Regions from separate parts of the Homo sapiens genome. Here regions 1 and 2 are each linked to region 3. Evidence: chromatin loops called from intact Hi-C (ENCODE). Cell type or tissue: mammary epithelial cell. All regions are shown on one strand.

What was found. A loop is a pair of places that touch in the nucleus more often than their neighbours do. Peaks named below come from ENCODE experiments on the same cell type or tissue, not always from the same donor. Only the 100,000 strongest peaks of a DNase experiment are listed, where the experiment ranks them.
Region 1: it touches region 3 in a loop (2.8-fold over the local background); 3 of 110 quality-filtered maps call a loop at or near these places.
Region 2: a loop joins it to region 3, with 12 times the contacts of the local background. A loop is called at or near these places in 25 of 110 quality-filtered maps.

Annotation. Positions count from the first base shown.
Region 1 is chr5:80,803,199-80,805,698 of GRCh38, forward strand. All of the region lies in intron 19 of MSH3 (mutS homolog 3), which reads left to right. Among named protein-coding and RNA genes, the nearest start is that of DHFR, 150 kb to the left of the region's middle. In mammary epithelial cell, a CTCF peak has its summit at 1,289 (motif pointing right); no DNase peak of the experiment used is centred here.
Region 2 is chr5:80,685,456-80,687,955 of GRCh38, forward strand. The region is part of intron 8 of MSH3 (mutS homolog 3); the gene reads left to right. Among named protein-coding and RNA genes, the nearest start is that of DHFR, 32 kb to the left of the region's middle. In mammary epithelial cell, a CTCF peak has its summit at 1,496 (motif pointing right); no DNase peak of the experiment used is centred here.
Region 3 is chr5:81,164,524-81,167,023 of GRCh38, forward strand. The region is part of intron 17 of RASGRF2 (Ras protein specific guanine nucleotide releasing factor 2); the gene reads left to right. Among named protein-coding and RNA genes, the nearest start is that of CKMT2, 68 kb to the right of the region's middle. RefSeq lists an enhancer at 1,271-1,330. In mammary epithelial cell, a CTCF peak has its summit at 1,183 (motif pointing left); a DNase peak (open chromatin) is centred at 1,178.

The DNA.
Region 1 (2,500 bases), 360 kb before region 3:
AGTGTACAAGAGTTACCTTTTCTCCACATCCTCACCAACATTTGTTATTGCATGTCTTTTGAATATGTCATTTTGACTGGGGTGAGATGATATCTCATTGTAATTTCGATTTGCATTTCTCTGATGATCAATCATGTTGCACCTGTTCATATGCCTGTTGTTTGTATGCCTTCGTTTGAGAAATGTCTATTAAGATCTTTTGCCCATTTTTAAATTTTTTTTCAGTTTTTTTCCTGTTGAGTTCTTTGAGCTCCTTGTATAGTCTGGTTAGCGTTCCTTTATCAGATGGATGGTTTGCAAATATTTTCTCCCATTCTGTGGGTTGTCTCTTCACTTTGTTGATTGTTTCTTTTGCTGTGCAGATTTTTATTTAATAACTTGATGTGATCCCATTTGTCCATTTTTGCTTTCGTTGCCTGTGTTTGTGGGGTATTTCTCAAGAAGTTATTGCCCAGACCAGTGTTCTGAAGATTTTCCCCAATGTTTTCTTCTAGTAGTTTCATAGTTTGAGGTTTTAGATTTAAGTCTCTAATCCATTTTGATTTGATTTTTTTACAAGGTGAGAGGTAGGAGTCCAGTTTCATTCTTCTGCATATGGGGGTATTGAAGAGACTGTCTTTTCCCCAGCATATGTTCTTGGCACCTTTGTCAAAAATGAGTGCACTGTAGGTGTGTGAATTTGTTTCTGGGTTCTCTATTCTGTTTCATTGGTCTCTGTGTCTGTTTTTATGCCAGTACCATGCTGTTTTGGTTATATAGCTCTGTAGTATAACTTGAAGTCAGATAATGTGATTCCACCAGTTTTGTTCTTTTTGCTTAAGATGGCTTTGGCTATTCAGATCCTTTTGTGTTTCCATATAAATTTTAGGATTATTTTTTCTATTTCTGTGAAGAACGTCATTGGTCTTTTAATAGGGATTGCATTGAATCTACAGATTGCTTTAGTTACTATGGACACTTAAACAATATTTATTCTTCCAGTCCATGCATGTGGAATATCTTTCCCTTTTTGTGTGTCCTCTTTAATTTTTTGCATTAGTTTATGTAGAGCCCTGGGACCTTGAATGAACATAGGTTGTAGTCAGACAGTGGTCACCATGGGCCTTGGGTGAGACCCAGTGTTGTGATGGCTTCAGGTCTGACCCAGTGAGCATTGAAGAATTAGGTATTTATTGTAGCCTTCACAGTCTAGCTTGTTTGTACTTGTTCTTGGGAAGGCTTTCCAAGTATTCAAAGGGACTTGAGTGTTCTGATCTAAATCTGTGGTCACTGCAGCTATGTCTGCATTAGGGGGCACCCCAAGTCCAGTAATACTGTAGCTCTTGTAGACTCTTTGAGTTACCACCTTGGTGGTCTTGCATAATATTCTGGAAAATTCCCTGGATTTCTAGGCAGAGACTCTTGTTGTCCTCCTTTACTTTCCCCCAAACAAACGGAGCCTGTCTCTGCTGAGCCACCTAGAGCTGAGGGAGGGGTGACTCAAGCACCTCTGTGACCACCACCACTGGGACTGCACTGGGTCTGACCTGAAGCCAGCAGAATACTGGGTCTTACCCAAGGCCCGTGGTAACCACTGTCTGACTACCATCTATGTTCACTCAAGGTCCTAGGGTCTACAGTCAGCAGGTGGCAAATCCAGCCTGAAGGGCTATCATTGTTTATACCACCATGCCTGGCAATAGTGAATGATACTCTGGGAGGGAAGTAATTAATTTGACCTTAATGATATGTATATGATTAGGCAGCCTTGTTCTTTGTTAGCCTTCAACAATAGGGATCTTTTTGGTCACTGTCACAGGAGTGAAGACAGAATGACTTACCTTGTAATGTTTGTTTTCTGATACATTGGGCCAAAAGACCCACAGGAATCCACCCGTCATCTCCAGAAAGTGAAGTTTTTATTTGAAGTTTGTTCTAGTGTAACAACTTTCATCACATTTCATGTTTCAATAGATGCCAAAGCAAAGCACTGAGTGTGTTGGTATTTCTGTTGCCTGCTTCAGCAGTGTCTGGCTCTCAAAGTTGTAGCCTTGCTACCTAACCTGAGACCAAAATAGCCAAGAGCGTTAAAACTGGTATGTGGGTTGGGAAACAAACATAGTGATCAGGCAAGCCATTTTAGAAGGGGTGGTGGAAAAAACTTCTCCATACACTTAAGTCTTCTTAATATTATTTTTTACTTTTCAAGCATCTAAATTTCCCCTAATGCACACAATTAAATACTGAAATATACATTAGAATTTATTCATTAGAAAATTTGAGATACTCTACACTTTAAATTGAACTTGTACCGTAGAACTTTTAAATGATTAGGAATGTATGTTTTATAGTTAAAAGAGATTACTTAGAGTAATTTTTTGTCTTCACTTTCAATATGATGCCCCCCCCCCCTACCTTTTTTTTTTTTTTTTTTTGAGATGGAGTCTTACTCTATTGCCCAGGCTGGAGTACAGTGTCTCAATCTTGGCTCAATGCAACCTCTGCCTCCAGGGTTCAGGCG
Region 2 (2,500 bases), 480 kb before region 3:
TGGTTGCTCATAGTAACCACTAATGATCCTTTGAATTCCTGTAGTATCAGTAGTAATGTCTTCTTTCTCATCTCTAATTTTGTTTATTTGGGGTTTCTCTCTTTTTTCACAGTCTGGGAAAGTCTTACCAATTTTATCTTTTCAAAAAACTAACTTTTGGTTTGTTGATCTTTTGTATTTTCTTTGTTTCAGTTTCATTTATTTCTGCTCTGATTTTTATTTTTATTTTATATTAATTTTGGGTTTGGTTTGCTCTTGCTTTTCTAGTTCTTCAAGGTTTATCATTTGGTTATTTATTTGAAATGTTTCCTCTTTTTTCATGTAGGTGCTTTTAGCTATAAACTTCCCTCTTAGTACAGCCGTCACTGTATCACATAGGTTTTGGTATGTGTTTTCATTATCATTTGTTTCAAGAAATTTTTAAATTTCCTTGTTGATCTCTTCATTGACCCACTGGCCATTCAGGAGCATATTGTTTAATTTCCATGTGTTTGTATAGTTTCCAAAATTATTCTTGTTTTCGATTTCTAGTTTTATTTCATTGTGGTCAGAGAAGATTCTTGATATTATTTCAGTTTTTTGAATGTTTTAAGACTTGTTTTGTGACCTAACATATGATCTAATCTCGAGAATGTTTAGATCATTCATGCTATAATGATCAGATCCTCTACATGCTGAGGAAAAGAAAGTGTATTCTGCAACCATTGAATGAAATGTTCTCTAAATATCTATTAGGATCATTTGGTCTGTAGTAAAGATTAAGTCTGACGTTTCTTTATTGATTTTCTGTCTGGAAGATCTGTCCAATGATGAAAGTGGGGTGTTGAAGTATCCAGCTGCTATTTTTTTTCTCTCTCTTTTTTTTGAGACAGAGTCTTGCTCTGTCACCCAGGGGGCAGTGCAGTGGCATGATCTCAGTACACTGCAACCTCTGCCTCCCGGGTTTAAGCGATTCTCGTGCCTCAGCCTCCCGAGTAGCTGGGATTACAGGCGTGCACCACCACGCCTGGCTAATTTTTTTTGTATTTTAGTAGAGACAGGATACGGGGTTTCACCATGTTGTCCAGGCTGGTCTCGAACTCCTGACCTCAAGTGATCCGCCTGCCTCAGGCATGTATATTTACAATTATCGTATCCTTTTGCTGAATTGACCCCTTTGTCATTATATAATGACCTTCTTTGTTTCCATATTTACAACCAGTAAACAATACAGTATTAAATTTGCAAGTACAAAATTTGTTTTGTTTTTGGTGATATCTTCTTGTCTGTTTTAAACACTGGTAAGTAGTTTCTTGTATCTCAGACTAAGTACCCCATTTTTTTCTTATGCTATATACCTAAAGGTAAAAACAGCAGTTTTTGTCAGTTACTGGTTAATAATATTTTATTAATTTTGAAGACATAATATGTTAAAGCTGTGTGAGGAAAGGCAAAAGAATGGCTTGGAATTGTGGAGTGTCTATCTTAAAATATTAGGGTTTTTGGTATTCTTAACTTTAACCACAAGAGGTCTCCAAAGGATTTGATATTTTGTGAATTACTGTTTAATGGTTACTAAAATCTTCACATTTCTTTTTATATCTGAAAGTACAGGTTTATTTACTTTGTATCATATTGTGACTTAGAACAAATATTAGAGATGATAGTAATCTAAAATTATTACTCCTAAATAATGATACACTATCAATTTTTCTTAGATTATTTATTTTTATTTATGTAAAGTATGTTTGTAAGATTTCAGCCTGTGTCTTAGGGAATCAGTCTTACTATCTTGTTACACTTTCTTTTGTTGTAAAAATGTAGAGAAAGAAACAAATGGAAAGCAATAGTCTCGAGCCCTTTATCAATTGCAGTTAAGGTTGCTTTAGCTTAGAAATGTTGTATGTTTATAGAAATGGTTGAGAGGAAAGCTTTAGAAAGCGATAAACAAATAATATTTACTAGTTCTCAAGGAAACTGACTTTTCAGGTGAATCAGGTGAACATCACAAATGACACTCAATTTTGCGTTCAAAGAAATGAGAGCTTCCTGAGCACTGGCATAGCCAAGGAAGGCTGTATGAAGGAGGTGGGGTAGGCTGGTACATTTGCAGAATAGAAGGCTTTGAGTTGGTAATGGGGAGGGGGGAAGGGTATGTTGTGTGTGTATGGAAATGATATGAGGTCTGAGGCACACAGGCTGGAAATATTAGAGAAGTGTGAAGACAGAAGGGAGATTTCTCTGATTAGAGGGAACTTTCATGTTGAGAATTGAGAAAGAAAGGGTGAAGGCCTATGAAATCCAGCAAACTGGTATGGATTCCTGTAGAAGGCAGTAAGGTTTCTGGGAAAAGGAATGGCATGATAGAAGGGAAGAGATGAGTGTACTGCCTAGATGGGACAGTTGAATTTTAAAAATAAATATTTCCCTAAAGGAAAAAGCGGATACAGAGAAAAGAATCAGATCAAGGAGCTTAGAGAATGCCAATAGTTGGGAATAGGAGCAAGAATACAAACAGAAG
Region 3 (2,500 bases):
AATATTTTGACTTGATTTGGCAGAAAATATTTTTTTACAAGTATCTGGTAGACTTGAATCATTTCTAGACTGTTAAATCATTTCTTGGGAAGTTGCATAGAAAATACTTTCAGAATTTGTGGTTTTCAAAAAGGACTTTGTCTAATGAATAGCGATGGCAACACAGATTTAGGGGTGGAATTCTTGGGGAGCTTCTATTGCCTTCTGGCAGTTGCATACCAATTAGTAAGTATTGGCCTGATCAGCAAAGTATGGATTGTAGAGGGAGGAATGATGAAATTCCTCTATAGGAGTTAGAGTCCTATGTAGATGAGGGGAAGACATCTAGGCGGGGCAGAAGAGGAACTTGGAGGCTCTCAAATATGTTTTAAGAGTTTTCAGTAATCTGTGTTGAAAGTTTTCAACATTGAGCATTGAGCGGCCATTTTCCACTAAAACGATAGAAATCGACTTGTTAACACTTTGCAGAGACATGAAAGACAGGCGGAGCCAATCCGCAGCCTGCCAGTGTGGAGGGTTCCCCAAGGGTGGGACCCAGCGTGACCTTGCCCTTGAACGGTGGGCGTTTTCCAGGGGCTTAAGGTTTCACAACTGTGTACAGGCCTCTCTTCTGAGTCCTCAGTTGCTGAACTGAAAGTACTTTACAATACCTCAAGTCTTGTGGTTACGGACCCTGGGGAGGAGGAGATGGGAAGAGAAGTGTGGTAAATTCCAAAGCAGGGAGGTTTAGGAACCTCCTGACTCAGGAAATACCAAGGTCTTCCCATAAATGGAAGCAGTCTGTGTTGGTCTATTTATCCACAAATGATAAAGTGAATAAAAAATCTCTGATTTAAAAAGTAGGAAGAATCGAACAGTTGGACCGAGTCCCTACCATGTGTAAGGCCCTTTTCCATGCAGGGAGGTATAAATGTAACCCAATGTTCCAGGCCTCCAGTACTGGACCCCAAAGCGAGGCCCGATTCTTTTCAATTCTTGAATTCTAATAACTTAATAGCTGCTTCTCTCACCTTGTAATCAGTATGGATCATCACAGGAAAATCCATCTTTCAAAGAATTCTTTGGGAATATTTCCAAGAATTTCCAGCACTGTTTTCACCTGACATTATCCGCCTGACCTTGCCTGGTGATGCTGCTCTAGGCCATGTGTCCTGTCCTAACTATATCAACAGCCCCACCTGCTGGTCCTGTGTGCCTCTGCTGCTCGTGCCAAAGCTTTGACTCATCTCCAGAGGTGTTTCTGTGATGCCCACTCTCTTCATGGCCACTTCTGGGGCCAGTGTAGATCTCTGCCAACTAGCCTGGAGCTAACTCGTCCAGACCATATTACTTACACCTTCTATAAGCCCTGGGACTTATTCCAACACACCAGGCCAGACTCCTGGTGCTTGACTCTCTGGAGGCCCCATCATCCTTTCCTACTGTCTGACCTGGTTCTGTGCCATATAGGTCCACCTGATATATCTCAGCATCATTGAACCTCAAAGAGACAAGATGGGATTGTAGTCTATTTCCATTCAGGGGCCTTATGTAAACTCATAGATGCAGTCAGGTGTATAGAATTGGTGTTGCCTGACTTTACTAAGAAACACCCAGGACCAAAGCACCAGCGGATTACTGGGGCAAAAAGTAAAGTGATACTTTACTTCTTTTTTTCTTTTCTTCTTTTTTTGTATTTTTTGAGATGGAGTCTTGCTCTGTCACCCAGGCTGGAATGCAGTGGCGCCATCTCAGCTCACTGCAACCTCTGCCTCCCAGGTTCAAGCAATTCTCCTGCCTCAGACTCCCAAGTAGCTGGAATTTACAGGCGCGTGCCACGACACCTGGCTAATTTTTGTATTTTTAGTAGAGACAGGGTTTCACCATGTTGGTCAGGCTGGTCTCGAACTCCAGACCTCAGGAGATCCACCCACATCAGCCTCCCAAACTGCTGGGATTACAGGTGTGAGCCACAGCACCTGGCCGTGAACTTTACTTCTCCTGACAAAAGCCCTTGTCTGCTTACAGATACTCCAAGGATACCTAAGATAAGCAAGAAAGACACAGCCTCTATTGTCACATGTGAGGGAGTGGCGGTGTTGAGGAAAGGCCTCTGTGCACAGACGGGAGGGATTTATGGATACTGAAGGGGAAGGATGGGGGAGGGACGAAGGGCTGGTAATTGAGGTCAGCGAAAGGATGGTATCAGATGCATGGTGGGCAACCTGAGCTTCATCCAAGGAGACACTAAGGAAGGGACCTTAGAGGCATCCAGATAAGCTCCTTTTGTGACCAAAAAGGACACTGAGAACCCGAGATGAGGGGATTTTTCTAAGGCCGTTCATTGAGCTAAGCCGATTTAAAAATTCCCAGTCCCTTCTGAGATGTTCTTCCCAGCTCATCTTTAGCTTTCCCCAGGGGTAAAGGAAAAGAATGAGGACGAAACTGCAGAGAGCTTTTGAAAGAAGGGAAATTAGGGTGTCTCCTGATCCCCCTCATGAAATGACTTCAGTCTTTAAGT